4 separate regions of the Homo sapiens genome follow, and all the other regions are linked to region 4. Evidence: read pairs that join two places in POLR2A ChIA-PET (ENCODE). Cell type or tissue: GM12878. All regions are shown on one strand. Each heading gives the region's core, and the rest is flanking DNA. Links, peaks and the distances in the headings are about the cores only. Region 1 overlaps ANAPC7 (anaphase promoting complex subunit 7). Region 2 overlaps HVCN1 (hydrogen voltage gated channel 1). Region 3 has its middle 8.9 kb from the start of IFT81. Region 4 overlaps ATP2A2 (ATPase sarcoplasmic/endoplasmic reticulum Ca2+ transporting 2).

What was found. ChIA-PET counts read pairs that join two places held together with the same protein. Peaks named below come from ENCODE experiments on the same cell type or tissue, not always from the same donor. Only the 100,000 strongest peaks of a DNase experiment are listed, where the experiment ranks them.
Region 1: POLR2A ChIA-PET joins it to region 4 with 9 read pairs; 8 of 35 experiments call an interaction of 5 or more read pairs at or near these places.
Region 2: POLR2A ChIA-PET joins it to region 4 with 5 read pairs; 2 of 35 experiments call an interaction of 5 or more read pairs at or near these places.
Region 3: POLR2A ChIA-PET joins it to region 4 with 5 read pairs; 5 of 35 experiments call an interaction of 5 or more read pairs at or near these places.

The regions. Positions count from the first base shown.
Region 1 is chr12:110,373,629-110,381,081 of GRCh38, forward strand. ANAPC7 (anaphase promoting complex subunit 7) reads right to left here. Exons shown (of 11, transcript NM_016238.3): 9 at 3,765-3,989; 10 at 2,438-2,588; 11 at 1-705. The coding sequence ends at 516. Among named protein-coding and RNA genes, the nearest start is that of ANAPC7, 26 kb to the right of the region's middle. In GM12878, for the core only: no CTCF peak of the experiment used is centred there; no DNase peak of the experiment used is centred there.
Region 2 is chr12:110,650,710-110,658,162 of GRCh38, forward strand. HVCN1 (hydrogen voltage gated channel 1) reads right to left here. Exons shown (of 8, transcript NM_032369.4): 5 at 4,525-4,629; 6 at 508-739. Among named protein-coding and RNA genes, the nearest start is that of HVCN1, 35 kb to the right of the region's middle. In GM12878, for the core only: no CTCF peak of the experiment used is centred there; no DNase peak of the experiment used is centred there.
Region 3 is chr12:110,111,755-110,119,207 of GRCh38, forward strand. No RefSeq gene overlaps it. Among named protein-coding and RNA genes, the nearest start is that of IFT81, 8.9 kb to the right of the region's middle. RefSeq lists a cis regulatory region at 6,630-6,901. In GM12878, for the core only: no CTCF peak of the experiment used is centred there; no DNase peak of the experiment used is centred there.
Region 4 is chr12:110,310,960-110,318,412 of GRCh38, forward strand. All of the region lies in intron 5 of ATP2A2 (ATPase sarcoplasmic/endoplasmic reticulum Ca2+ transporting 2), which reads left to right. Among named protein-coding and RNA genes, the nearest start is that of ATP2A2, 33 kb to the left of the region's middle. RefSeq lists an enhancer at 3,674-3,753. In GM12878, for the core only: no CTCF peak of the experiment used is centred there; a DNase peak (open chromatin) is centred at 3,522; H3K27ac peaks cover 2,524 bases.

The DNA of each region.
Region 1 (7,453 bases), core at 1,134-6,133, 63 kb after region 4:
GCTTAAGGCATTACTAACATTGCAGAAGGAAGCAAGATTTACTAGGGACATCTGGATAGCCCAGGACAATGACTTCTGGGAACAGGAAGCTCCCTAGGGCCAGATCGTGCTGCCATCCAACTTGGGAGATGACATTATCGTGCTGGGATGGTGGGTAACTCCTTCAAACCAATCCATGTCACAGAACACTGTCTATTCCTTGAGCTTTTGGATTTAGAAATTAGTTATATAAAAAGTACTCTTGGCCCAGAAGCCCCAACATGTGCGTGGGTCTCGGGGCACTCCCTCAGTCCTCCCTGGCTGGAGCAGGGGAGGATGGAGATACATGGAAGGTTGGTCAGGCTCTGTTTTAGAAATGAAGTCACGACTAGGAATTGGGAGCGAGGGGGCAGAGACCCCTGCTGCAATCACATGCTGAATCATTGTCCTTCTGAGAGCAGGCTCCTACGGTTCCTTCAGTCCACGGAAGTGCTCAGAGCAGGGCAGGCCACTGCGGCCATGGAGCTGCCGCCCCCTCACTGCATGCCGAACCACTGCTCCTGGTCAGCCCACTGGGCCGCCTCACTGTCGCTGCCCTCCAGGTCCCCTTCTTCCCCACTCCCTTCCATGTCGTCCACATCCTCCTCCTGAGTGGCATCCGTGGGACTCTCCTCCTTCTCCATCTTCTGCATCCCCTCTAGAGACTTCTGGTCATTGGGGTCCAAACTAGGGGACAACAAAACAAAGGAGAGGCCTGAATCTCTGCCTTGCTCTTGCTGGCTGATTCGTCATCTCCCTGGCCCGGCAGTGAAATGACCACACAGTCCCAAAAAATGTGCTAAAGCCTGGCCTCTCCAAACAACTCAGGCTTCCAAGGCTGGGTTGAGGGAGTCCACCACCAGAAGTGCAAAAAGGAGTCTCTTCCTAATTTTTAGAGTTCTCAATTTGAGTTTTTCTCCACAAATTTCTTAAACTTTTTCATACCTATTACCCCTAGCATTCTGCTAGAGGCGGCTACCAGATAACACAAATGAAAAAGTGGCAAACAAACATTACCAGGTAAATTCAAATGGAATTCCCAGAAAGTTGGGTTTTAGAGCTACAGGGTTACAAAAAATAGGAATTTCTCTGAGTATAGGTGTCCCATGTTCTTATGATGTAATTAAACATAGCAGCATTTCAGGAGCCAACCAAAAACATCACGCTGTACCATGGAACAGACTTGTAAACACCTAGGTCAGACCCCAGGACCCAAGGCTACCCCTACCCAAGCATTCACATTTAGCAGCTGAGTGTCAGTACATACGCCACCCCCACCCCCAAAGTTCAGAGCCTCTAGAACATTCATTTATTTGCCTCCTAAGCAATCTTTCCTCTTGCCTTAGTGACCATCACCCAAGCCAGCAGGCGTCCCACGCCTAGCAAACCCCACCTCTAATGGAAGTCTGATATTTTATTTTCTCACTTGCTTCTGAGATTCTAAAAAGCAGCTAAAACCCATGTTGGCACCGTTTCTACCGATATAAATGCGGACCGATCTGTAACATCTCCTCGTCTCCTGGTTGAAGCCTTCCACATCCTGTACTCTGAAGCTCTCACCCATACCCAGGGCTCCTGCCCTCTGGACTCCCACCTTCCCTTCTACAGACTACTATGAAAGCCCTTAGCACATGGCATGGCCAGTCTGCATGTCTGAGACTGACAGCTCCCGAAACATAGCATCTCCAGTTGTCACTGAGATGCTAGGCACACAAGTGGTGCTCAACTGTGTGCTGAACAATTGAATGTGATCAGACTCTATTAAAGACAGCCCTTCACCATAACCTTACAGACACACAGACAACCCTCAAAGAAACCACTTCTGTATTAAACAGTAAGAATACCACTATTTATTTAGCATTTACTATGTACCAGGCACAGGGCTAAGAGCTTTACATGAAATAATCATTTAACCCTCATTCGATCATTTAATATCTAATAAGGTAGCTAGATATAGACAAGGAAATGTGTTAGTAACTTGCCCAAGATCACAGGTGGTGAAGGTAGTATTCAAAACTTCAGACCTCAAGTTCTTAATGACTACAGTAGATAGAAACATGGGAAAGTACTTACAATACTTTGATTTGAAAAAGAAGAATATAAAATATATACTAGGTACAGCCCTATAAAAATATGTGTGTGTGGGCAAGGACAGAAGATGAGCTATACAAATGAACACAGATGTTATAGTGGTGTGGGATGGTTATGAGTGAAACAGTTCTCTAATGTTGTTAATATATTTTAAGAAAAAATTTTTAGAAGTCATGAATTCACAAATAACTCTTCTACCATTACTATTATTATTCTGCTTTCAACCATGGACACAAAGTGTGTGTGTGTTTCCATAACTCCTGTGACACAGCTCACTGCCTCCTCTACCCTCCTCAGTGGCCTTCCCCCAAGGGAGGCTAGTGCCTACCTTAGTGCTATACTATACTGGTCCATTGCCTCCTGATACTCATTGACAGCTACAAGGAAATCTCCTAGGATCCGATGCAGGACACAGTCACTCTGATTAGCCAGTGCGTTCCTCAGCAAAGCAATTCCATCTTCATATTTCTGTTCTCTGCCTGGGGGAATAAAAAAGACCCTCACTTAAGTCATGTACAAAAAAACCACAACTACCATTCTGACCATCTCTTTGCAGACATCCTCAAGAGAACACTGGTGCAACACAAAGCGAGGGCAAGCACACCTGAAGCCCTATTCAGTTAAGAAATTTTCCATCCTGGCTAACACAGTGAAACCCCGTCTCTACTAAAAATACAAAAAATTAGCCGGGCTTGGTGGCAGGTGCCTGTAGTCCCAGCTACTCGGGAGGCTGAGGCAGGTGAATGGCCTGAACCCAGGAGGCGGAGCTTGCAGTGAGCCGTGATTGTGCCACTACACTCCAGTCTGGGCAACAGAGCGAGACTCCATCTCAAAAAAAAAAAAAAAAAAGAAATTTGCAGTTTGAATTATAATGTTTTAAATGGGCTCTTAACTTTAAAAAGCCAAACTGCTTTGCCAACTAGCCCAAATTCAATGAACCAAATTATGAGTTTATCATAAATCAGGACTGAAAAAAAAAAAAAAGGGCCAAACGGGAAGTCATAAAATCATCCAGATAGCTCCACTCAAAATGGCTAAAATCAGTTAGTTATATTCAGCTCCAACTAATTCAGGACAACTCAAACCAGATAACAGTGAGCCGAGGCTGGGCACGGTGGCTCACACCTATAATCCCACCACTTTGGGAGGCCGAGGCGGGTGGATCACAAGGTCAGGATTTCGAAACCGGCCTGGCCAATATGGTGAAACCCCATCTCTACTATAAAAAAAAATAATAAAAAATAAAAAAATTAGCTGGGCATGGTGGTGCACGCCTGTAGTCCCAGCTACTCAGGAGGCTGAGGCAGAAGAATTGCTTGAACCCGGGAGGCGGAGGTTGCAGTGAGCTGAGATCGCACCACTGCACTCCAGCCTGGGTGACAGAGCAAGATGCCGTCTCAAAAAAAAAAAAAAAAAAAAAATTAGTGAGCCGAATAGATACCAACCAATTATAGGTGGTTGGAACCAAGCCAAGCAGATCTAAGCCAGCTACGTTTGGTTGGGCTAAATATAAACCAATCCAAGCAGGCTCAGACCTGCTGCAAAAGGCACACACCTGTCTAGTCATCTGTAACTAGCTGGGACAAGGGGCTCCAACTGAGGTCAGGTTTTATAAAAATTAATGATGAACAGGACAGAAAATAAGACACACTTACTAAGTAGTTCTGCTTTTTTCACCACAGCCTTAATGTAATCTGGCCTTTGGGTCAGGGCTTTATCTAATAATGTTTTGGCTTTCTCCTGTGTCACTGGGTCTTCAAGACAAACGGTGGCTAAAAGGGTAAGGGTCTGTGCATTTGCTCCCAGAGTTTTGTAAACGTTGTTAGCCATTACCATTGCTTCTCGAATACTGTTGGAGGCTAAGTAACATTCGATAAGACCTGAAAAAAGTAAAACACGTGAAGACATTCAATGCCATTACCATTCCAACCCATGCTTCCACTCTGACAGCTCTCCAAATTGCTAACCTTCAAAGTTTCAGACAAAGGGCAGGCCACGGGAAACTGATGGTGAGATTAGACTGGCAAGAGTGTTGATGGAATAGCTAAGAAGTGCTCTTCCCCAGAGAACTTGATGGATGTAGAAAAAGACTGCCTTCAAAGGCACCTTCAGTTTAGGGAAGGAAACAAGCACATGTAAGGAACCTGCAGCATGTGAGCACCCCATCTGACCACTGGAAGAATAAATGCGACACTAATGATTAGTCTGTCATATGGCCAAGAGATCAAAGTAGTGAGAGATGATGTTCCCAACAAAACCCAAGGTTTTGCTGCCTCTTAACAAGCAGTTATTCTCCAGCTGCATTCGGTCACCTGTAGGGCTAGGTTTAAGATGGAAGACTCCTAGGGTCTTTATTTTATTATTTATTTTTTTTGCGACAGAGTTTCACTCTCGTTGCCCAGGCTGGAGCGCAATGGCGCCATCTCGGCTCACTGCAATCTCCGCCTCCCGGGTTCAAGCGATTCTCCTCCCTCAGCCTCCCGAGTAGCTGGGATTACAAGCATGCACCACCACACCCGGCTAGTTTTGTATTTTTAGTAGAGACGGGGTTTCTCCATGTTGGTCAGGCTGCTCTCGAACTCCTGACCTCAGGTGATCCGCCCAGCTCAGCCTCCCAAAGTATTAGGATTACAGGCGTAAGCCACCGTGCCTGGCCTGGCTCCTAGAGTCTTAAAGTGAATTTACAGTTTGACAAATAAAGGACTTATTGTCAAGCAACTTAGGGAGAAAGACTCTTTTATTTGAAACGTAACAGCTGTCTCAAAAGGCACTTGCTGAGGGCTTCCCTAAACGAGATGAACAGTACTTACCACATGCACCAAACAGACTGCAACTGGCAGCCCTTGCCTCTTTCCACACCCACAGCGAGACGCCCTATGAGGAGGCCACCTTGAGAAGAGTCAACTCTCAACTCTTCATGCCAGTAAGTTGAGGAGAACAGAGGAATAACTTTTTGGCACAAAGTGCTCATCAAAACAAAAAAACAGCTTAAAACCCCAAACCCACACAATCCTTGGCAGATTTTCTCTGCATACTCCTCCACCCTAGCAGCATTTATAACATTCATGCACACCCTTCCACACACTATGGTTACTTAACCAGAAATTACCTAACTCTAACTATTTTTTTTTTTTTTTTTGAAATGGAGTCTTGCTCTGTCACCCAGGCTGGAGGGCAGTGGTGACATCTCGGCTCACTGCAACCCATGTCTCCTGGGTTCAAGCAATTCTCCTGCCTCAGCCTCCCAAGTAGCTGGGACTACAGGCGTGCACCACCATGCCTGGCTAAATTTGTTTCTATTTTTAGTAGAGATGGTAGTTCACCATGTTGGCTAGGCTGGTCTCGAACTCCTGACGTCAGGTGTTCCACCCGCCTCAGCCTCCCAAAGTGCTAGGACTACAGGCATGAGCCACCATACCCAGCCAATTACCTAACTCTTAAGGGCAACATGTTGGATTCCACATACAGTTGTTTGCAATTACTTACTGAATAGTTTTACTTCCCTGCTAAAGCCCTACTGGAACTTCAGAAAAAAACAGAATGCACTTGCCTAACCTAAATCTCTACCAGCAAAAGAAGGAAGCTCCAACTGGAAACTGTAAGAAATATCAAAGGGTGTAGTCAGAGTTGCCCTGACCTAAATCTCCAAATGGCAGCTTAAGAAGCCTCACTGGCCAACTGGGAAACATCCGCTGTCCAAATATTATAGGACGGACTATTCAACCGCATCCCTGAGCTCTGGTGAAATAGGCATGCAGTATAATGGAATTAACATGATTAACAGCAGCTGGGAAGACAGGGAAGTTACAGTTTCAGGATCAAGAAGTTAATCTGAAATCAATGGTTGGTTTGCTAGAGCTTCTTTCAGAACAAAGACAATACTCTTTCCCCCTCAACAAATCCAGAGGCATAGCTCTCTGGCTATATAAGCAGATTTGTTCTCTTTCCCAACATCCAAATTTTATTTCTCAAATTTGAACTCATCTTCCTGTTAAGAGCAAATCACTCCTAGACTCCTAGGTTTATTTTTAAATGCTTATAAAAATATGTTTTGGAGGAACTGCATCTTGTAAGATCTATTTTAATGTCTGTGACTGAGTCACCAAACGTTGCTGAAACTGGCACAGCTCCTTTGAACTCCCAGGGTCAATTCACATGAACTTAAAATATTACATAACAAAACAAAGTTGGACCCTGATTGTGCCCACTCTGGAGGTCACAATGAACAGACCCATTCCCACAGCCAACACTATCATATGGATGTGGAGTTATCCCACGAGTACTAACTCTGGCCCAAGGTAAGATGGCCACGAAAAAGAATAGGCCTAACAGGCCATGTACAGTGGTTCACGTCTGTAATCCCAGCACTTTAGGAGGCTGAATTGGGCAGATCACTTAAGCCCAGGAGTTCGGGACCAGCCTGGCTAACATGGCGAAACCCCATCTCTACTAAAAATACAAAAATGAGCTGGGTGTGGTGGTGTATGCCTGTAATCCCAGCTACTCAGGAGGCTGAAGCAGGAGAATCACTTAAACCCGGCAAGTGGAGGTTGCAGTGAGCTGAGATTGCACCACTGCACTCCAGCCTGGGTGACAGAGTGAGACTCTATCTCAAATAAAAATAAAAAAAATAGGCCGGTTGTGGTGGCTCATGCCTGTAATCCCAGAACTTTGGGAGGCCAAGGCAGGCAGCTCACGAGGTCAGGAGTTCGAGACCAGCCTGGCCAACATGGTGAAACTCCATCTCACTAAAAAATACAAAAATTAGCTGGGTGTGGTGGTGGGCGCCTATAATCCCAGCTACTTGGGAGGCTGAGGCAGGAGAATGGTTTGAACCCGGAAGGTGGAGGTTGCAATGAGCCAAGATCATGCCACTGCACTCCAGCCTGGGTGACAGGGCGAGACTCTGTCTCAAAAAAAAAAAAAAAAAACAGGACCCGGGCACGGTGGCTCACGCCTGTAATCCTAGCACTTTGGGAGGCCGAGGCGGGCGGATCACGAGGTCAGAAGATTGAGACCATCCTGGCTAGCACGGTGAAACACTGTCTCTACTAAAAATACAAAAAATTAGCCAGGTGTAATCCTAGCTACTGGGGAGGCTGAGGCAGGAGAATGGCATTAACCCGGGAGGTGGAGCCTGCAGTGAGCCGAGATCATGCCACTGCACTCCAGCCTGGGCAACAAAGCGAGACTCTGTCTCAAAAAAAAGAGGAGTAAGAGAAAAAAAATAGGCAAACTAAGTGATCTTGCATGGTGTCTGACACAGAGAGATTCATATTAATGAGTACGCCACACTGGATGGGGGCGAGCGGTGGGAGGACAAAAAAAAAAAACCCCATCCCAA
Region 2 (7,453 bases), core at 1,462-6,461, 340 kb after region 4:
TTTGAGATGGGGTCTGGCTCTGTCACCCAGGCTAGAGTGCAGTGCACAATCTTGGCTTATTGCAGCCTCCAAATCCTGGGCTCAAGCAATCCTCCCACCTCAGCCTCCCCAGTGGCTGGGACTACATGTGTGCACCACCACACCCAACTGATGTTTGTATTTTTTGTTTTGTAGAGATGGGGGTTTCACCATGTTGCCCAGGTTGGTCTCGAACTCCTGGGCTCAAGTGATCCTCCTGACTCAGCCTCCCAAAGTGCTGGGATTACAGGCATGACCACTGCACCCAACCTGTTTCATTTTATTTGCTTGACGTAAACCTGCTTATAACCAGCTCCTAAAGGGCTGAAGAGGAAGAAGGGAGGAGAGGGAGGTGAGGGGGCAGAGGGGAGGCCTCCATAACAGGAGCCACTGTGAGCTCAGGCACCCAGAGTGACTGCGCAGTCAGGCCTTGGATGTATGCCTGGGCCCCTACTCTCCATCCACAGCCTGGGAGTGCAGGAGACGTACCATTGATGATCCGGGCCACCCGCCACAGCCGGAGCAGAATCAGCAGGCCCAGAGCCTCAAACTGGTGCTCCTGGAACAGGAGGACAATGTCGAGGATGAATGAGACCACCACCACGACGGCATCCAGGATCTCAAACTTGTGGTGAAAGAACTCCAGGCGGAAGACAAATAATTTAAAGATGATCTCCATCATAAAAAAGACCAAGATGGTGATGCTCATGTAGTGGAATACCTGAAGGGGACAAGGAACCACAGTCAGGGGAGATTGGGCCTCTGGGAGGTCAAGCTGCCCTCACATGCACCTGCCTGGTCACCAGCAAGAGAATTCCTCTGGTGGACAAATCCAGATGCCCAGTGCTGGAAACACAGCTGTGAACACCACAGATGAGGCACCTGCTCTCTAAAGGGCAATTAGGCAATGTCAGAATTAAAGCATCCTCTAGACCCTTTGGACCAGCAATTCCATGGCTAAGAACTTACCCTACAGCTGAGCTCCTGTGTGCACAGGGACTAAGGATATTTACTGCAGCACTGTTTGCAGAACAAATACTTTCTGCATTGTAAGACAACAGAAATGTCCATTAGACAGAAATGTCCATTAGAAGTTACTCTTGAAATGAATGGTGACACCTCCATATGGGGCCCTAAGGACACACTTGTTAAAAAGATTAAGCTGGGTGTGGTGGCTCGAGCCAATAGTCCCAGTTACTCAGGAGGCTAGGTGGGGCCTCCTGCCAAGAGCCCAGTTTGAGGCCAGTCTGGGCAACATAGCAAGACCCCATCTCTAAAATAACTGAATGAATGAATGAATGGAGGCAGATCCATATGTTCCAATTAGGAGTGATCACCAAGGTGGTGTAAAGTGAAAAGGGTTCCAAGATCTTGATCTAGTCCTGGCTGGGCACAGTGGCTCATGCCTGTAATCCCAGCACTTTGGGAGGCCAAGGCGGGCAGATCACCTGAGGCCCGGAGTTTGAGACCACGTTGGCCAACATGGTGAAAACCTGTCTGTACTAAAAAAATACAAAAAGTTAGGCATGGTGGTGCATGCCTGTAGTCCCAGCTATTTGGGAGGCTGAGGCAGGAGAATTGCTTGAACACGGAGGAGAGGTTGCAGTGAGCCGAGATTGCACCACTGCACTCCAGCCTGGGTGACAAGTGAGACTGTCTCAAAAAATAAAAATATAAAATAAAATAACCAGTCCTCACACCAAGATAACCATTTCCAGATCTGAGGCAGGGGAGGTACAATGTGGGCAAGGACGTCTTTTGCCAGCAAGGAAGTCTTCAAAGACATCACAGAGTCATGTCAACAGGACCCAGCAGTCAACTTGAAGAGGCTCACAGTGACAACATTTGGGACAATCTGAACATTGAAAAGAATGACTAAGATTGATTGTAACACAGTGAATAAAAAAATTCACAGTGCGGCACATACACCCATGCACACATACATACACACATGGGAAAACAGGGAAGTGCTTTTTTATAGAAGAGTACCTACTACTAAATGTAGAAGGAAAGACAGAAAATCACCATTTTGCATTCCCTAGTGTAGTCACTGACTCAGGCAAGTTTCACCAACAGATGCCAACTGGGGAAGAGGATATTTGCATGCTACCAAAGCAGTACCAGGCAGATCATTTACCACTGCAACGGGAAAAATGCCCCTGGCCAGTGGAGCAGTCCAGCAAGTGACCCAACTGAGTGGGACCCCTGGCGTGGTGTGCCTCCTGAAAATGCCACATCCAGAACATCGCCAGCCAATGAAGACTCCCTGCTGATCAAGCCCTGGACCTAACCGTGGTGTGCAGGAAATGAAGAAACAAGGCAGGAGACCTCAAAATCATCAGACAAATCCAGAACATGGGACATTCTACTGGCTGGGCTCTTCCAAGAGTCATTGTCATGAAGGAAAAAGAAAAGCAGGAGGATTTCTCTAGATTAAGAAAGCCCAGGGAGGCCGGGTGCAGTGGCTCACACCTGTAATCCCAGCACTTTGGGAGGCCAAGACAGGAGGATTGTTTGAGCCTGGGAGTTCAAGACCAGCCTGGGCAACACAAGGAAACCCTGTCTCTACAAAAAATTTAAAAATTAGCTGGGTGTGGTGGTGCATGTCTGTGGTTCTAGCTACTCAGGAGGCTGAGGCGGGAGGAAGGCTTGAGCCCATGAGATCAAGACTACAGTGAGCTGTTAAGTGCTCCTGCACTCCAGCCTGGGTGACAGGGCAAGACTCTGTCTCAAGTAAAAAAAAAAATTAAAAATTCCAAGGAGACATAACCAAATAGAATATTGGAATTCTCTATCCTAGTTTGAAAAAAACTGCCATTAAAGACATTCTTGGGCTGGACACGGTGGCTCTTGCCTGTAATCCCAGCACTTTGGGAGGCCGAAGTGGGCAGATCACTTGAGGTCAGGAGTTCGATACCAGCCTGGCCAACATGGTGAAATCTCATCTCTACTAAAAATAAAAAAATTAGCTGGGTGTGGTGGCGGGCACCTGTAATCCCAGTTACTCTGGAGCTGGAGGCAGGAGAATCGCTTGAACTCAGGAGGCGGACGTTGCAGTGAGATGAGATAGTGCCACTGCACTCCAGCCTGGGCGATAGAGACTGTCTCAAAAAAATAAAGAGAGACATTTGGGATGAGTGAATAAAAGTGGTTGTTAGGTGGGACTATTGATCTTATTTTAGATCTGATGGTGCTCTTATGGCTCCATGGGAGAAAAACCTTATTAGGCACGTTGAAGTATTTAGGAGTGAAGGGTTGTGAAGTCAAATGGCCAGACGGAAGCGTGTGTGCGTCCGTGGGGATGTATAGTGACAAAGCAAACACAGCAAAATGTGTCTTTGCCATTTTTCATAAAAAGTTGAGAGAAAAAAAGACAATAAGTATGGCAGGTATGTTAATGGATTCTATTAAAAATAGAGGAAGAGAGCCAAGTGCAGTGTCGCACGCCTGTAATCCCAGCACTTTGGGAGGCAGAGGTGGGTGGATCACTTGAGCCCTGGGGTTCAAGACCCAGTCTCTGAGAAACATGAAAACAATTATTTAGGAGAAAACAGATGGACAGGGAAGATTCTCCTCCTATGCTGGCATAGGAGATGTCACAGGGCTGCCTCTGGGAAAGGTATCAGGAAGAAGGAGGAAGTTTCATATTCTGCCGTTTTCACCACTTGCAAAGACATACATTTGCATATCAATTCCATTTTGTTTTTCCAAAAAAGGGCATGGCGGGGGATGGGGGGGAAATGCTTTTTTTTTTTTTTTTTTTTCCTGGAGACGGAGTTTTGCTCTTGTTGCCCGGGCTGGAGTGCAGTGGCGCTATCTCGGCTCACTGCAGCCTCCGCCTCTGGGGTTCAAGCGATTCTCCTGCCTCAGCCTCCTGAGTAGCTGGGATTACAGGCGCATGCCACCACGCCCAGCTACTTTTTTGTACTTTTAGTAGAGATTTGGTTTCATTATGTTGGCCAGGCTGGTCTCGAACTCCTGACCTCAGGTGATCCACCCGCCTTGTCCTCCCAAAGTGCAGAGACTAAAGGTGTGAGCCACCATGCCCAACCAGGGATGATTTTAACTCTCTTGATCTCCGCCCTTGGAACTGAGACAGGGTATGTCCACCACCCTTTGGGTGAACATCTGGGATGGGCTCAGTAACTGAATCAGTGAATAAACAGCAGATCCCCTGATGGCCCAGCAAGGGGACCATGCAGACCATCAACAGAAGACAGGAGGAATGCCCCTCCTGACCCAGAGATGGCAGAGTGGATCCACCCCACATGCTCCAGCTCACTAGCCTAGCATCGCCCAGGATTCCAGCCATCATGTGAAACAACGTTTCCTGCTTGTAGTAAATGCTAATCCATATTCTGGAAAGGAAGACGAAAACACCTATCAAACTACCACAGACCTTGCTACTCCAAGTGGGGTGTCAGCTGCTCCACTCTGCACCCCGTCTGTGCAGATAACACAAGCAAAACATATCAGTAAGACCCCAGAAGAGCTGTCAACCCCTACCATGGCAGCATAGTTATTCTTGTCGGGCTGGATGATCTTCAGGTCCAGGATGAGCTCAGCAAGCACCAGGAGGGCATCCAGAACCACCAAGCAGATGATGATGACCTGTGGGCCGAGGGAAGGTGCCAGAGATCATGAGACCCCCACAGAGGCCCTCCCTCTCCCATCATTAAGAGCTGGCTTGGAAGCACGTGGGTGAAACCACTGGGCAAAGCCATTAAGGATGGGAGGCTACTGCTATAGCTCGCCAGAGGCCCCACCAGGATGGAGGCTGTGCAGGGCCAGCTCCTCTCTGATAGAAGCTGCCAGCCTCCTTCCCGCCACCCTCCTGGCCTGCTCTGCCTCTAGGCGCTGCCCACCTTCCCTGCCCTCCCAGAACATCTCTGGCTCATTTTCTGACCTTTGGTCACTGTTTCCCAAATACCACCTCTCAAACCAAACTGCCCATACCTAGATGGCAACAAATAATCAGTTTTTTTTTTTTTTTTTGAGACAGAGTCTTGTTTTGTCACCGAGGCTGGAGTACAGTGGCATGATCTCGCCTCACTGCAACCTCTGCCTCCTGAGTTCAAGCAATTCTCCCACTTCAGCCTCCCGAGTAGCTGGGATAACAGGCACGTACCACCATGCCTGGCTAATTTTTGTATTTTTAGTAGAGATGGTGTTTCACCATGTTAGCCAGGCTGGTCTCGAGCTCCTAACCCCAAGTGATCCACCCACCTTGGCCTCCCAAAGTGCTGGGATTACAGGCATAAGCCACCGTGCCCAGGCAAGTTTGTATTTTTCTGTTCCTGGGGACTGCTGTTGCTGGGGTGCTCACAGAACAGATGCTCAATAAATAATTCAACACAGCCCTGCCTCGGCAGTCCGAGTCCTGGAAGGGACCTTGGGGACTGCTGACTGCAGGTTCCTTGGCTACAGGGACGGCTGCTGTGCTTACAAACTAGCTTCTGCCTGGAGATGCGAGGTACCTGCCCCAGCTCTCGTGTGCTCATAGTGGGTGAAGATGGTGAAGGGGAGAGGAGTCCTGGTGTCCTGGAGAATTCAGGAGAGCTGCTATGGGAAACACAGCCTCCTGGGCTTTGTGATGGGCTGACAGAGGACAGGTGGGGAGCAGTGTGGAGTGGGTGGGTGGTCTCACTGATGGTGGCTGTGGGAAGCAGCTGGTGGTGATGGCAGTCACGGTGACAGCTGGTGATGATGTTGGCGAGGGCACTGATGGCAGGGTGGAGGTGACAGTGTTGGGGTTACCATAATGGCAGTGGAGATGCAGCAGTGGGAGGAGCCCCAAAGGACCTCGAGTGACCCTTCTCTTCCCTTGGAAATTCCAGGCCATCACCGTACCCACCCCCCCGCCAGGGCCTTGCCGCTCACACTCTCAGATCAGTAGATTCTGGCCTCTGAAAATTAACCTGCCATTATCTTGGCAATTTCTGCAGTTTCAGGTTAAAATTAAACAAGTTCAGGCCTCTGCAAGAACAGACTATTAATCCTTTGATCCTTTCAACCTGTAGGTAATTATTTCAGTAATTAAAGTATTATGATGTGGTTTCTTGTGAAAATTGCATGGCAAATTGCTTTGTAATGAAGTTTTCACACATATTCAAATTCAGCAAGCTTAATAAAGGTGCAAGCCTCTAGTAGGGTTTTTGTTGTTGTTTTTCCTTGGTTTTATTTTGGAACTAAAGGGATCTGAGAGCTCATGTGAGGTAAAACCAAGTCACAGAGCTACAAGGAACAGACCCAATATTCAGCCATGAAAAGGATGAGGTTCTGACCCCCGCTCCTATGAAATCGTCATTCTAAGTCAAAGAAGGCAGACAGACAAGATCACACATTATATGATCCCATCTAATGAAATGTCCAGAAATGGCAAATCCAGAGACAGAATGCAGGTTCACAGTTGCCCAGGGCTAGGGGAGGGGGAATGGGGAGTGACTGCTAATGGGTACCAGGTTTCCATTTGAAAATGCTCTGGGGCCGGACACGGTGGCTCATGCCTGTAATCCCAGCACTTTGGGAGGCAGAGGCGGGCAGATCACCTGAGGTCAGGAGTTCGAGACCAGCCTGGCTAACATAGTGAAACCCTGTTTCTACTAAACATACAGAAAATTAGCTGGGCATGATGGTGTGTGCCTGTAATCCCAGCCACTTGGGAGGCTGAGGTAGGAGAATCGCTTCAACCTGGGAGGCGGAGGTTGCAGTGAGCCGAGATCGCACCATTGCAGTCCAGCTTGGGCAACAAGAGTGAAACTCCATCTCAAAAAGAAAAAAGAAAAAAAAAAAAAAAGAAAATGCTCTGGAACTAGATAGTGGTGACTTGTACAACACTGTGAATGTGTTAAATAAATGCCACAGAATCATTTACTTAAAAATGATTGTTATGTGAATCTCACCTCAATTTAAAAAAGAAACAATGCAAAAGAAAAATGAGAGACAGACCAACCTAAGGTCACAAAACTACGATGCCAGGATAATAACCCCAGCCTCTATGAAAACTCATCCCTGGGGCCCTGAATCTGCCAGTTCACAGGGAGTGTTGCTTCTTAGGGGAACCAGGTCACAAGGAAAATTGCTGAGAATTCAGAGAAGCTGCTTCATTCTAAATCCTCACCCTGGCAAAGACTGCAGAGTCCGTGCCGTGGGGCGGCCAGTCCTGGGCTCAGCTCCCAACTCCCCCATCTGCCTGGACCTTGGACACATCTCTCAATGCTGGAAGCTTCAGCGTCCTCTCGGGGAAAGTGGGGTGGGCCACATTTTCTACCCCAGAGCAACAATGGGAGCATGACGTGAGTGAAGTATGAAGGGCGCTTAGCACACGGCTGGCCTGCGGTGCATGGGAATGAAAGTGAAGCTCCCTGACTCCTGGGACCACTTTCCCTTGGCTCCACTCTGTCCTGTCATTCATGGCTTCCTTGGGCCCTGAATA
Region 3 (7,453 bases), core at 1,223-6,222, 200 kb before region 4:
TTCCCGCATGTTGTTACATTTCTTCCCCACTATATAAACTCCTAATTTTAGTAGACCAGGGAGTTGGATTTGAGACTCAGCTCCCATCACTTCAGCTGCAGCACCCAATTAAAGCCTTCTTCCTTGGCAATACTTGTCCTGTCAGTGATTGGCTTTCTGTGTGGCAAGCAGCAGGACCTAGTCTGAACCCCTGGTGTTTTGGTAACACTCCTGCCTCAGCCTCCCGAGTAGGTAGGACTACAGGCATGCAGCACCACGCCAGCTGATTTTTTCATTTTTTTGTAGAGTTGGGGTCTCACTATGTTGAGTTCAAACTCCTGGGCTCAAGCTGTCCTCCTGCCTCAGCTTCCCAAGGTACTGGGACTATAGGCATGAGCCACCACACCCAGCCTCTCCCTTCCCTTAAATCTGGGTGGCTCTTGTGATTTGCTTTGGGCAATAGGATGCAGCGGAAACAACTTTGTGCCTTTTCTGGGCTTCAGCCTTAAGGGGACTGGCAGCTTCCACTTTTGTGCTCTTTGTACCCAGAACCATGAAAGGAAGCTCAGGTCAGACAACTGAATGATGAGAGGCCACAAGAGAAGGAGAGCTTCCATGTGAAGAAGTGGCCACCAACACTAACATCCAGATCCAAGAGGGATGCCACCTTGGATGTTCTAGCCCCACACGGACCTCCAGCTGGATTCAGCCGTATGAGTGATCCCAGCAGATACCACATGGAGCAGAACCGCCCAGCTGAGCCCAGCTAACCCACAGACTTGTGGGAAAAAACGGTTGCATATCAATAAATTTGGAGTGGTTTATTAAGAAGCAAAAAATAGGCTGGGCGTGGTGGCTCATGCCTGTAATCCCAGCATTTTAGGAGGCCGAGGCAGGCAGATCATTTGAAGTCAAGAGTTCCAGACCAGCCTGGACAACATGGCGAAACCCCCATCTCTACTAAAAATACAAAAAAGTTAGCTGGGCATGGTGGCTCGTGCCTGTAATCCCAGCTACTCGGGAGGTTGAGGCAGGAGACTCGCTGAACCAGGGAGGTGGAGGCTGCAGTGATCTGAGATTGCACCACTGCACTCCAGCCTGGGCCACAGAGGGAAACTCCGTCTCAAAAAAAAAAAAAAAAAGTAAAAAAATTTCTGACACAGTAATATTTACCCTTATCCTTGTGTGATATTTTCTGTTTTATTTCATTTCATTTTTTAAAATGTTAATTGAGATCCACTAAATTGATTTCCATTCCCTCTAATAGGCCATGACCAACAGTCTGAAGAGCACAGTGATGGAGGGTGACTGGTGGGTTGGTTACTTTAAGTAAGAGGAACAGAAAAGACCTTGCTGGCTGGGCATGGTGTCCCATGCCTATAATCCCAGAGCTTTGGGAGGCCAAGGCAGGAGGATCATTTGAGCCCAAGAGTTTGAGACTAGCCTGGGCAACGTAGCGGGACCATGTTTCTACAAAAAATTAAAAATTAGCTGGGCATGGTGGTGGGTGTAGTCTCAGCTACTCAGGAGGTTGAGGAGGATCACTTGAGTCCAGGAGGTCGAGGCTGCAGTGAGCCATGATCATGCCACTGCACTCCAGCTTGGACGAGACCCTGTCTCAAAAAAAAAAAAAAAAAAAAAAGAAAGAAAGAAAGAAGGAAAGAAAAGGGAGGAAAGAGAGAGAGGAAGGAAGGAAGGGAGGGACGGGAAGGAAGGGAATTTTTTTTTCCAAAAAAAAAAATATAATTGAGATGAGAGTCACATAACATAAAACCAACCATTTTAAAAGGAACAATTCCATGGTAATTAGTACATTAACATATATCGTACAACCACCTCTGTCTATTTCCAGAACATTTTCATCACCTCAAAAGGAAATGCTTTTTTTTTTTTTTTTTTTTTTTTTTTTTTGAGACAGAGTGTTGCTCTGTCACCCAGGCTGGAGTGCAGTAGTGCGATCTGGGCTCACTGTAACCTCCACCTCCTGGGTTCAAGCGATTCTTCTGCCTCAGCCTCCCACGTAGCTGGGATTATGGGCCTGCACCACCGCACCTGGCTATTTTTTTGTACTTTTAGTAGAGACAGGGTTTTGCCATGTTGGCCAGGTTGGTCTTGAACTCCTGACCTCAAGTGATCTGCCCACCTTGGCCTCCCAAAATGCTGGGATTACAGGCGTGAGCCACTGTGCCCGGCCTCAAAAGGAAATTCTGTACCGATTAAGCACTTGCTTTGCATTCTCCCCTCTGCCTGGCCCCTGGCAACCACCAGTCCACATTCTGTCTCTAGGGATTTGCCTATTCTGAGTATTTCATATAACAGGAGTCATACAACGGGTGGCCTTTTGCATTTGGCTTGTTTTGCTCAGCACCATGTTTTTGAGGTTCATATATGCTATAGCATGGACCAGTACTTCATTTCTTTTTATGGCTGAATAATATTCTACTGTATGTATATACCACAGTTTGCTTATTCATTCACCCATTTGCCCATCATTTTGAGTCGATCATTTCATCTGTAGCACTCTCATAGACCTCGATTTGACGTCATCAGCCCCAGGAGGATGAGGTGGTCTTGGCAACATGAAAGACAAAGCCAGTTTGTGCCCTGCTGCTCTTGTCCGCTTCCACCAAACTTCTCCTGCATGATTCTCAGCTTCCTGATAGCCCAAAATGCAGCTCCACTGCCGGTTACCCTTAAATACTCCCCCTGAACTCTATAAATACACCAAACATTCAGCTGGGAAAAAAAGAAACTTGAAAGGCATCTGAAATGAAAATACACTTTTTTTCCCAGCATTGGCCAAGTGTTTTCTCTCCATCTTCCCCCTCTTTGATTTTGGGATAAGCGCTTGGATTTCAAACCATTAGCTATACCTGGGTGTGAGAAGAGCTTCCTTGGCAAAGCCCTTGTAGGCACAGAAGTCCAGGCACTGTGTTGATGTGGTCCCTCCCACACAGAAAATCCCTGTGCCTCCCACCTCAGCAGCCTGATTTATGGTTCTTTCGGTCTCTGCTGGGCCAGTTTGGAGCCAGTTTAGGAGGCTGATGAAAATGGCTTTGGAATCAGGCAGACCTATGTTTGAATCTTGGCTCAGCCAGCTACCAGCTCTGCGACCTTGGGCCTCTGTTAACTCTCTAGGTCTCAATTTCCTTAATCATAAAGTGGAAAAAAATAATACTGTGGCTGGGTGTGGTGGCTCACGCCTATAATCCCAGCCTCTTGGGAGGCCAAGGCGGGAGAATTGCTTGAGCCCAGGAGTTCAAGACCAGCTTGGGCAATGTAGTGAGACCCTGTCTCTAAAGAAAAATGCAAAAATTAGCCAGGCATGGTGGTTCTCGCTTGTAGTCCCAGCTACTCAGGAGGCTGAGGCAGGAGGATCTCTTGAGCCCAGGAGGTTGAGGCTGCAGTGAGCCATGATCACACCACTGCACTCCAGCCTGGGTGACAAAGTTAGACTGTCTAAAAAAAGAAAAACAAAAAACTGTCCTTGCAGACTTGTTGTGAAGATTAAATGAGATTATGTAGGTGCAGGCAGTGTGCCGAAATGAAATTAGGCCTAACTCACATAATGCCTGGAACTTCAGCTAGAAGAGAGAAGTGCAGCTTGGAAGACATGGGGCTGGATTCACTGACCCCACAAGGCCTGACTGCCCATCATTTTGATTGTGTAATTTTATCTATAAAGTCAGTCTGCCCCTCCGGATCCACATTGCTGTGGATTAAATTAAAAAAAAATTTTTTTTGAGACAGAGTCTCACTCTGTCACCCAGGCTGGAGTGCAGTGGTGCAATCTTGGCTCATTGCAACCTCCATCTCCTGGGCTCAAGCGATTTTCATGCCTCAGCCTCCCAAGTAGCTGGGATTACAGGCACATACCACCACACCCAGCTAATTTTTGTATTTTAGTAGAAACAGGGTTTCACCACGTTGGCCAGGCTGGTTTTGAACTCCTTACCTCAAGTGATCTGCCCACCTCAGCATCCCAAAGTTCTGGGATTACAGATGTGAGCCACCGCGCCCAGCCCCACTGTTGCCATCTTCCTCCCCCTCTTTGTCCAGGGAGGCGCATCTGCATGGATGACCTCAGGGGAGCTCCCTTTCCCTTTGGCTCTCTGTTGGGTTTAGCTAGTGAGGAGCCAAGCAAGAAGAGATCAGAGGATAGGACAGTGGGATTGGGACTGGCTGCGTCAGAGGCTCTTGTTAGGCAACTGTCTCTGTAGGGCTGATCTGTCAGGCTTTTTGTGTTTGTCCTCTTCTCTTCCTGCTTCAGGCTTAGGGGCAGCAATGGCTGCCTTTGGTGCTGGTCTCTTGGTTGCCCTAAATGCTGTCCACACCTTTATAAATAGCCCTTTATTAAGCTATCCTCAATTGCCCAGAGTTTGCCATCTTTATCCTGCCAGGATGCTAACTAATACAGAAGTTATCAGTTTTAGTCCACGACTCAGATTTGCAGGAGGAAGGACATTGTTTTATAACCAACTGAAATCCAATTCTGAGCCCCCATTCTGCTAGGTTGGAGAGAAATGTAATCTTGTTTTGAGCATCCCCCCTCCCCCAACACACATCCTAGGGGATACCAAGTCCCGGGGCTCTTTTGCAGTGATGTAGCTTTGGGCAACACCTGCAGTCTTCTGTCAGTGGCCCACCCTAGTGACTGCTTGGTCACCCATCCTCCCAGGCTACAGGTCCTTTCAGGTCCAATAGCATTGATCCTTCCATGTCAGGCCTGAGACAAAGAAAGCTTTGGTCAGACTGGAAGGCACTGGACTTGTGGTGTGGCCTCCTTAGGGTATTTCTCCCTTCCCAGAAGCTGCTCTGGACTTATCAACTTGTGACCCTTCCCACTCTCCATAACATCTGTCTTTTCTCTTCTTACTCTTGTTTTGTCTCATTTTGTTTTGTTCTGTTTTGTGTTGTTTTGAGACAGGGTCTCCCTCTGTTGCCCAGGCTGAAGTGCAGTGGCACAATCCTGGCTCACTGCAGCCGCAACTTCCTAGGCTCAAGACATCCTCCAGCCTCAGCCTCCCCAGTAGCTGAGACTATAGGTGCACGCCACCACGCCTGGCTAACTTTTTATTTTTTATAGAGATAAGGGTCTCACTATGTTGCCCAGGCTGGTCTCGAACCCTTGGACTCAAGTGATCCTCCCACCTTGGTCTCCCAAAGTGCTGAAATTATAGGCCTCGACCTCCGCACCTGGCCCCACCTTACCCTTGAAGGAACCCCCCTCTCCACTCCCCGCCTGAGGACAACCAGTACAATTTCCCCTAAACACTTCAATTCTTCACACGCCTACAGGGTCTGTAGGAAGTACAGATGTACTGGGCAAAGTACAGCTGGATTTTCAACCTGCAGAAGTCAAGACAATAAAAATTCTTTCAAGAGGATGGGAAACAGAAGGGGTACACACATAAATTAAAATTTGAATAAATTCTGACACATATTTGAAGTATTTAGCAAAGTTCCTGACATATAGTAAGCACTCAATAAGTGATGATATAATGATAATTTCAGCCCACTAAGAATGTTAGGTGCATCCTGGCTAGGCACGGTGGCTCACACCTGTAATCTCAGCACTTTGGGAGGCCAAGGTGGGCGGCTCACTTGAGGTCAGGAGTTTGAGACCAGCCTGAGCAACATAGTGAGACCTCATCTCTAAAAAAAAAAAAAAAAAAAAAAAAAAAAAATTAGCTGGATATGGTGGCGCCACCTGTAGTCCCAACTTTTCGGGAGGCTGAGGCCGGGAGGTACAGGCTGCAGTGAGTTATGATCACGCCACTGCATTCCAGCGTGGGTGACAGAGTGACATCGTGTCACTGAAAAAAAAAAGTTAGATGCATCCTATATTTCAATCCATACTGATGACTAAGGAGTTAATATGAATTGCGTATTATTTTGGCTATTCTACATTGCCCATTAATCTCATCAGCAATTTCCAGCCTTTGTGAACCATAGCACATTTATAAATACAAAACCCATTTTATAAAAGCCATCTGAGAAAAATATAGTACCAGGCACACATTTAAGAAGACCTCTGGAATCTCATCCATTTAAGTTGAGTATTTCACATATTATTTATCTTTTTACCTTTTAAGAAAGCACATTCTGCTACTAAACATACCCACAAGATTAAATTGTCAGAACAGAGACAATTTAGGATATCTGCAAAATGCAATTCAGGTTTCCGTTCAAATTTAATTTCTTTCCTCTCCAAGTAACCTGGATGGCAAAGGCATTAAATGACAATTAATGGATAACAGAATAACCCTCTTCTGAATTTGTTTCTGCGTCTGGGTCATTTTTCCCAGTTTTAAAAGAATGAGATAAAGTGGGCAGCCTGCAGAATAGCCCCAGATGGGATAGCATCTTGAATCCTGGCACTCGCTGAATACTCGTGCAGAATCCAGAAATATCTCATGGTCAGGATGAAAGGTCTAAATTTAATACCAAAAACAGAAAATTGGCTTGGCTTCCCTGTACTCTGCACAGGAAAGTTCTTGTTTGGAAGTTCTGAAATGAGAAGGGATTGGAGACATTATATTCATGGCCATCCTCAGATGTTTGTGGGGGATCCGGAGAGGTCTGCTGGGTTATCCCAAGACCTTGTTTGGCCCACAGTGGAAGACCACATTGAAGAAAGATAATTCGTGGAAGGAAATCAGGGAGAAGGTTCTCATTGATACAGATGCTCTCTGCCACGAGTGCAGGCTCATTCCTTCCTCTTCCGGTTTTTCTTATGCAGCTTTCCAGATTTACCAGCCTTCCCTGACCACCTGGTCTTCCCTGATCTACTGGTCTTGTTTGCATAGCATCTCTATCTCTGATAAGAGGATCCAGCACTTCCTTTGGGTCTGACACACTTCAGACCAATGAGAGTGAGCCCTGGAAATTTGCTGAAACTATTGGATTAAAAGTTCTACTTTTTTTCTTTTTCTTTTCTTTTTCTTTTTTTTTTTTTTTTATTTGAGACAGGATCTCACTCTCTCACCCAGGCTGGAATGCAGCAGTAAGATCTCAGCTCACTGCAACCTCCGCCTCCTGGGTTCAGGCGATTCTCCTGCCTCAGCCTCCCAAGTAGCTGGGATTACAGGCACCTGCCACCACGCCCAGCTAATTTTTGTATTTTTTTTGTAGAGACAGGGTTTTACCATGTTGGCCAGGGTGGTCTCGAACCGCTGACCTCAAGTGATCCTCCTGCCTTGGCCTCTTAAAGTGCTGGGATTACAGGCATGAGCCATTGTGCCCAGCCTAAATGTCTCTTTCTAAGAAGCTGGAATTGTCAGCCTCTTTTTTTCACTTCTCAGCTTCCTCAGACCTTGGGGGTAGGTTTGCATAGGCCTGCTCACCTCAGAACAACTTCACAATTACATGAGATAAAACCTCTTCTCTTTATTTTTTATCTTATAACTAAACTGAGGCTTGAAAAATACACTTTACCAGGAGTAATTTTCCCCCTCTGAATAATCGGACCAAA
Region 4 (7,453 bases), core at 1,208-6,207:
ATGATCCTAGTTCTGCATGACATTGGACTATGTACATTAACCTCTGCAGAATTAGGTAATTGGAGTACTGTTTCAAGGAGCTTTCTTGCTCTAAAAAGTGTGATTTAGATAGTATGGCCATGAGTCCATGTGGACTTTTTTTTGCTTTTAGAAAGCTGTTGGGGTTGGAATTGACTGGCTTTAAACATTTAGCAAACATTAAATGCTCTTTAACACAAAACAGAGTAGTCAGTCTGCTGTAGAGCAGAGGAGTTGGCATACTATCTTTGTGGGTTGGTTGGTTGGTTCGTTTGTTTATAGACATGAGGTCTCACTGTGTCACTCAGGCTGGTCTTGAACTCCTGGCCTCAAGTGATCCTCCTGCCTTAGCCTGTAATCCCAGGTCTTTGGGAGGCGGAGGCGGGTGGATCACAAGATCAGGAGTTCAAGACCAGCCTGGCCAAGATGGTGAAACCCCCGTCTCTACTAAAAATACAAAAATTAGCCGGGTGCAGTGGCAGGCACCCGTAACCCGTAATCCCAGCTACTCGGTAGGCCGAGGCAGGAGAATTACTTGAACCCAGGGGGCAGAGGTTGCAGTGAGCCAAGATCGCGCCACTGCACTCCAGCCTGGGGGACAGAGCGAGACTCCATCTCAAAAAAAAAAAAAAAAAAAAAAAAAAACGCTGGGATTATAAGTGTGAGCTATAGCGTCCAGCTAATATTTTGGGTTTTGTGGGCCACAACAATCTCTGTACCAAAGTCTTTTGTAAAATATGAAAAGAGAATTGTTTAAAAAAAAAAAAAAAAAGGTGTTGGCTGGGTGCAGTGGCTTATCCCTGCAATCCTAGCATTTTGGGAGGCCATGGCAGGAGGATCACTTGAGCCCAGGAGTTTGAGACCAGCCTGGGCAACATATTGAGACCTTGTCTTTACAAAAAAAGTTTTAAAAACTTGCATAGTGAGGCTGGGAGCCATGGCTCATGCCAGCACTTTGGGAGGCTGAGACGAGGTTCACTTGAGCTCAGGAGTTTGAGACCAGCCTGGGCAACATGGAAAGACCCCGTCTCTAAAAAAATAAAAAATGAAAATTTGCTGGGCATGTTGACGTGCTCCTGTAGTCCCTGCTTCTCGGGAGGCTGAGGTGGGAGGATCAGTTGAGCCTGGGAGGTCAGGGCTGCAGTGAGCTCAGATCGTGCCAGTATGCTCCAGCCTGGGTGACAGAGTGAGACAGAGTAAAACTCTGTCTCCCAAAAAAAGTTCGGGGGGTGGGGAGCCTTAAGATTTTGCACACTGCTTAGATCAATGTTTCTCTAACTTCATGTGTGCAGGAATTACCTGGGGATGTTGTTAAAATGTATGTTTTGATTGGTTCAGTCTGAAATGGGGCCTGATTATTCTGCATTTCTAATAAGCTCCCAGGTCAATAATTTGAGTAGCAAGGCTCTAGAGCAGATCTTAATCATTTCTAGATCACAGTCCCTTTGAGAATTAATGAAATTTATGGACTTTCTTCCCCAAAAACATATATTGAAAATCTTGTGTGCAACTTCAGGAGGTTCATTTGTCCTCCTCCTCAGAAAGTCCACCTCAGGATTCTAGCTATTTAGTTTTGAAAACTGAAGTACAGGCCGGGCATGGTGGCTCATGCCTGTAATCCCAGCAATTTAGGAGGCCAAGGCAGGCGGATCATTTGAGCCCAGGAGTTCGAGACCAGCCTGGCCAACACTGTGAAATCCCATCTTCACTAAAAATACAAAAATTACCCGGGTGTGGTGGTGGATGCCTGTAATCCTAGCTACTTGGGTGGCTGAGGCACGAGAATCGCCTAAACCCAGGAGATGGAAGCTGCAATGAGCCTAGATTGCACAACTGCATTCCACCCTGAGGGACAGAGCGAGACTCTGTTGCAAAAAAAAAAAAAAAAGAAAACAAAACAAAAAAGAAAAATTGCTTTAGTTGTTCTGTAAATCCTGGAAGCTATACCTCTGTTTCCAAAGCCAAGGTATAAATTATTACTCTAGAAAACGGATAAGCAGAAGAGCAAAATAGTCTAAAACAAAAATCAGCATAGAGAGTTTTTGAGTTTGAGAGCCCCTGAGCACTGTCAGAATAGCTAAGACATTAAGAACTGTGAGAAATGAGAGTTCTCCTCAACCATCAGACCATGATAGGCCAGTTGATCTTGAAGCCTGACCTGATTTCATGGGGCTGGCATTTCCTTCCTGATTTCCTGTAATCACCTCCTCTCTACTCCCCATGATTCAGTGGTAGTCACAGTACCAGGAAGTGCCAACCTTTTCATTCTTGCTACTGAGATGAAGATTTTGGAAAAAGGAGAAGAAACCATGTGGTTTGGGAACCACCTTTCCTTTTTTTTTTTTTTTTTTTTTTGATACGGAGTCGCTCTGTCGCCCAGGCTGGAGTGCAGTGGAATGATCTCGGCTCACTGCAAGCTCCGCCTCCTGGGTTCACGCCATTCTCCTGCCTCAGCCTCCCCGTTAGCTGTGACTACAGGCACCCACCACAATGTCCGGCTAATTTTTTGTATATTTTAGTAGAGATGGGGTTTCACCATGTTAGCCAGGCTGGTCTCAAACTCCTGACCTCAAGTGCTTCATCTGCCTTGGCCTCCCAAAGTGCTGGGATTACAGGTGTGAGCCACCGCTGCTGGCCATGGGAACCACCTTTCCTAAGCATTAACACCAAACCACCTAGATGGGCAGATTTAACTGTGACCAACTTTTATATTAAAAGATAATGGAACTTTTTTTTTTTTTTTTTTTTTTGAGACAAAGTCTCGGCTCTGTCACCCAGGCTGGAGAGCAGTGGTGCAATCTTGGACCACTGGAACCTCTGCCTCCTGGGTTCAAGCGATTCTTCTGCCTCAGCTTTCCCATTAGCTGGAATTACAGGTGTGCACCACCCCACCTGGCTATTTTGTATTTTTTTTTTAGTAGAGACGGGGTTTCACCATGTTGGCCAGGCTGGTCTTGAACTCCTGACCTCAAGAGATCCACCCACCGTCAGCCTCCCAAAGTGTTGGGATTACAGGCATGAGCCACTGTGCCCGGCCGATAATGGAACTTTTGAAAACCAAGGGCTTGGTGGCCGGGTACACTGGCTCATGCCTGTAATCCCAGCACTTTGGAGGCCGAGGCGGGCAGATCACCTGAGGTCAGGAGTTCGAGACTAGCCTGACCAACATGGAGAAACGCTGTCTCTACTAAAAATTCAAAATTAGCTGGGCATGGTAGCGCTTGCCTGTAATCCCAACTACTTGGGAGGCTGAGGCAAGAGAATCACTTGAACCCAGGAGGCAGAGTTTGTGCTGAGCTGATATCGTGCCATTGCACTCCAGCCTGGGCAGCAAGAGTGAAACTCTGTCTCAAAAAAAGAAAAAAAAAAAAAAAGTAAAACAAAGGGCTTGGCATTATCAGTGCCAGAAAAATACAAGATTGAGAGAATGGGGAAACAGGAGGGACATAAACTTGGTGGGAGTATACATTTGTATGCAAAAGTAAAAGATAACAGACGAAGATGTTAACCCTGTAACACCGTAAAAGGAAATGTTAGAAATAACTAGATAGCCATAAAAATAGAGGATGATTCATTTAGTTCATGGTATGGTTGTGAAATACTGTGGCCTTGAACAAGTACCTTTTAGTGTCTCATTTTCCTCATCTATAAACAGGGAGGGAGTAAAGATAATAGATCCCTCCTTAGAGTTGTGAAGATTGAATTAGTAACCTGTGAAGCTGTTCCAGCAGTACCTGGTCTAGAAATAATAGTCTCAAAATTTCATTGCTTATTATTACTATACAGCCACTTTTTAAAATGAGACAGGTATGTATAAATATAAAAGGTCTAATATTGTTTTAGTGAATGTTGTACATAAAGAGATGTCCAGAAAATCCAGAAGATACACTTTTTTTTTTTTTTTTTGGAAATGGAGTCTCGCTCTGTCGCCCAGGCTGGAGTGCAGTGGCATGATCTCAGCTCACTGCAAGCTCCGCCTCCTGGGTTCATGCCATTCTCCTGCCTCAGCCTCCCAAGTAGCTGGGACCACAGGCACCCGCCACCATGCCCGGCTAATTTTTTGTATTTTTAGTAGAGACGGGGTTTCACCATGTTAGCCAGGATGATCTCGTTCTCCTGACCTTGTGATCCGCCTGCCTCAGCCTTCCAGAGTGCTGGGATTACAGGCGTGAGCCATCGCGCCCGGCAATATACTGTTAACTGTATATATATCTGTTGAAAGAGGGGAAGAAGAATGGTGTTTGACCTTTTAAACGTGCATTTTTCTTTTGTGATAAAAATCTCTGTTGGTAGGTAGGCTGGAGTACTCTAACATTGCTTAGTGCATGGTTGCCTTTGCAACATCTAATGAATTGGTTACCTTTCTACCCCCATAACTCTAGTAACTGGAAACTTGCTTAATGATCAGTGTCATTTTTTTAGTCAGTTCATTATAAAATATTCCTTATGAGCTAAAATATATTTTGTCTGTTGTGTATGTTAGCTTTTTTAATTTGGAGCCACATAGAAATCTGATTTATCACCAGTTTAGATCTGAAGGGGAGCTTATGAAACCTTATTTTAGGGGATGAGAAGACTAAAACTCAGAGTTTGTAACTTATCCAGGAGCATGTGGCAGTTTGTGGCAGTACTAGGACTGTCAAATGTTAGCAGTATAGCGTATCCTAAAATTTTTATTTTTGGCCGGGTGCGGTGGCTCACGCCTGTAATCCCAGCACTTTGGGAGGCCTAGGTGGGTGGATCACTTGAGGTTGGGAGTTCGAGACCAGCCTGGCCAACGTGGTGAAACCCCATCTCTACTAAAAATACAAAACTTAGCCGGCCGCATCGGCACACGCCTGTAGTCCCAGGTATTTGGGAGGGAGGCAGGAGAATTGCTTGAACCCAGGAGGCGGGGGTTGCAGTGAGCTGAGATCACGCCACTGTGCTCCAGCCTGGGTGACAGAGCAAACAAACAAAATTAGCTTGGTGTGGTGGTGGGCACCTGTAATCCCAGCTACTCGGGAGGCTGAGGCAGGAAAATCGCCTGAACCTGGGAGGTGGAGGTTACAGTGAGCCGAGATCATGCCACTGCACTCCAGCCTGGGCAACAAAGCTAGTCTCCATCTCAAAAAGTAAAATAAAATAAAATGTTTATTTCCAAGTTAGTCTTAGCATTTGTTTCAAACGCTTTACCATCTTGGTAGTTCTCTTTGGTACCCAGATTGAATGCAGTTATGTAAATGGAGTCTGGTTGTCATTCTAGACATTTTTTGTCTTCTGACAGTCTATGGAAATTTCTTTGGCAGTCTTAATTACTCTACCAGCTAAAACTACAGTCTTTCTTAGGTGTTCTTCCCATCCCCCCATTCCTAAATTTCTAGACTTTTACTGGCATAGATTATTTTGGTTTTAGTCTAAACGTAGAATTTAAGCAACTACCATTATTGAACCTCATTTAGCTTAACCAAAGCTGTTATCTCTTTGGACCCTGATTTTTTATTGTTTCTAGCTTCGTGATGTTCTTCAACTTGGTAATTAGAAGTCTTTTGCTACATGTATACTAAAGGAAATATGTGTGCCAAATGCTTTATTCATTGACAGATATTTTATTTGACACCCACTGTGTGCCAGGTATAGTGGTAGGGCTAGGAAATCAGTGATGTCTGAGTGACTCTGCCTTTATGGAGCTTTTGGTTTTAGTGGGGAAGATTCATGAAGACCATGCGAGTGTAAGGAAAGGACAGGATGCTCTGTGGGCACACAGTGAGGGATGCCAGCCTAATCTGGGAGTTAGAGGAAAGCCTTACTATTTATGGGAGAAGAAAGGGTATGTGAAGGCCCAGAAACAAGTTAGAGGAACTGAAGAGCATAGTGTGTGATGCTCAGAGGGAGGTGAGAGGGTGACAGGCAAACAGCACTTGGGTCATGGAGGCTGTTATAAGCCCGGGTTGGGATGCCAAAGAAGCTGTTGAAAGATTTTAAAACAGGAGGAGATCACGTTTGCCATTTTAAAGACAGTACTGTCTAAGAAACAGATTGGGAGCAAACCACAGTAGTATAATGGGGTATTGTGTAATGTTCCTTCCCTGTTCACCGTGAGGCCTGGAAGTAGTTTAAAGTAGTCAAGTAGAGCTTCTCAAATGAAGAATTTCATTCAGTCTCTGCTAAACTACAAAATTTATGACTCAAATTGGAAACACGGTGAAAATTTTGAGTCACAGTTAAATGTTTAAGTAGTTTAAGATAAATCTGTTATGCCTTGTGTTTCCTAGGAGCCATTTAGATTCAAAAACAACAGTGGCATTTAGAAGGTAATTTCTGGTCTTAAATAGTGTTTTTCTTATAAAAGATTTTAATAACTGGTGTTTGCCACAATAAATTAGGTTTTTAAAATGCATAATACAATTGATTAATAAAAAGGATTTTTTAAAAAAATAATGCTGATTTTTGGTTTGTTTGGGTTTTTTTTGAGATGGAGTCTCACTGTGTCACCCAGGCTGGAGTGCAGTGGCGCAATCTCAGCTCACTGCAACCTCAGCCTCCAAGTAGCTACAATTATAGGCGCCCGCCACCATGCCGGGCTAATTTTTATATTTTTAGTAGAGACGGAGTTTCACCATGTTGGCCAGGCTGGTCTCAAACTCCTGACCTCAAATGCTTCGTCCGCCTTGGCCTCCCAAAGTGCTGGGATTACAGGTGTGAGCCACCATGCCCGGCTTGAATAATGGTAGTTTTAACCATCAGTATTTATATTTGACATAAGTGGTACAAATAATGTTTCAGTATCATGGCTTATAAACGTTTGCATGGAGTTCTAAAACGTGGCAAACTGATAATTTAATGAACTCTTACTTGAACTCTTGTGCAAGTATACTGTGAGGATTTTGTTCTGATTGGAAATCTTTATTGTAATAGCAAATTAAAGAGCTGTGGATTTTCAAGAGCTGAATTTGAAAGGTGTCAGATGTTAAATGGAAGGTAATTCAGAGTTTATTCTTTTATTGTACCTGCCTCCACCCAAAGAGTCAGAGAAAAACATTTGGAAGAAAAAATTGCAGAGCATCCCTTTGGCAAGAGTAAGAATTTTCCACTACCACTTGCCCTAAGAGCATTGACATGCCTCACCAGGGAAATGTTACAGGATGTGATCATCGGAACAGCCTAGCCTGCTCTTCATGCACAAAATCCTTTGTCTGAAATTCACAGAAGCCTCTCCAGACAAAGGGAAATTGTTGTGTCTTCACTTGAAAAGTATTCGGTGGACCTTTACTTTCATGAACCTTTTAACTCTAAGAACCTGTTTTCCTAATAGAGTCAACCCTAAATTGACTCTGATATCAACAAAAGGAATGTAACAGTCACACAGCAAGTTAAACAAAGGTTTTCATTAATTGAGCTTCCTTAGAGAAGGCTACTTTTACTTCCTAGCCTGAGTTCCTGTGCATAAAATGAA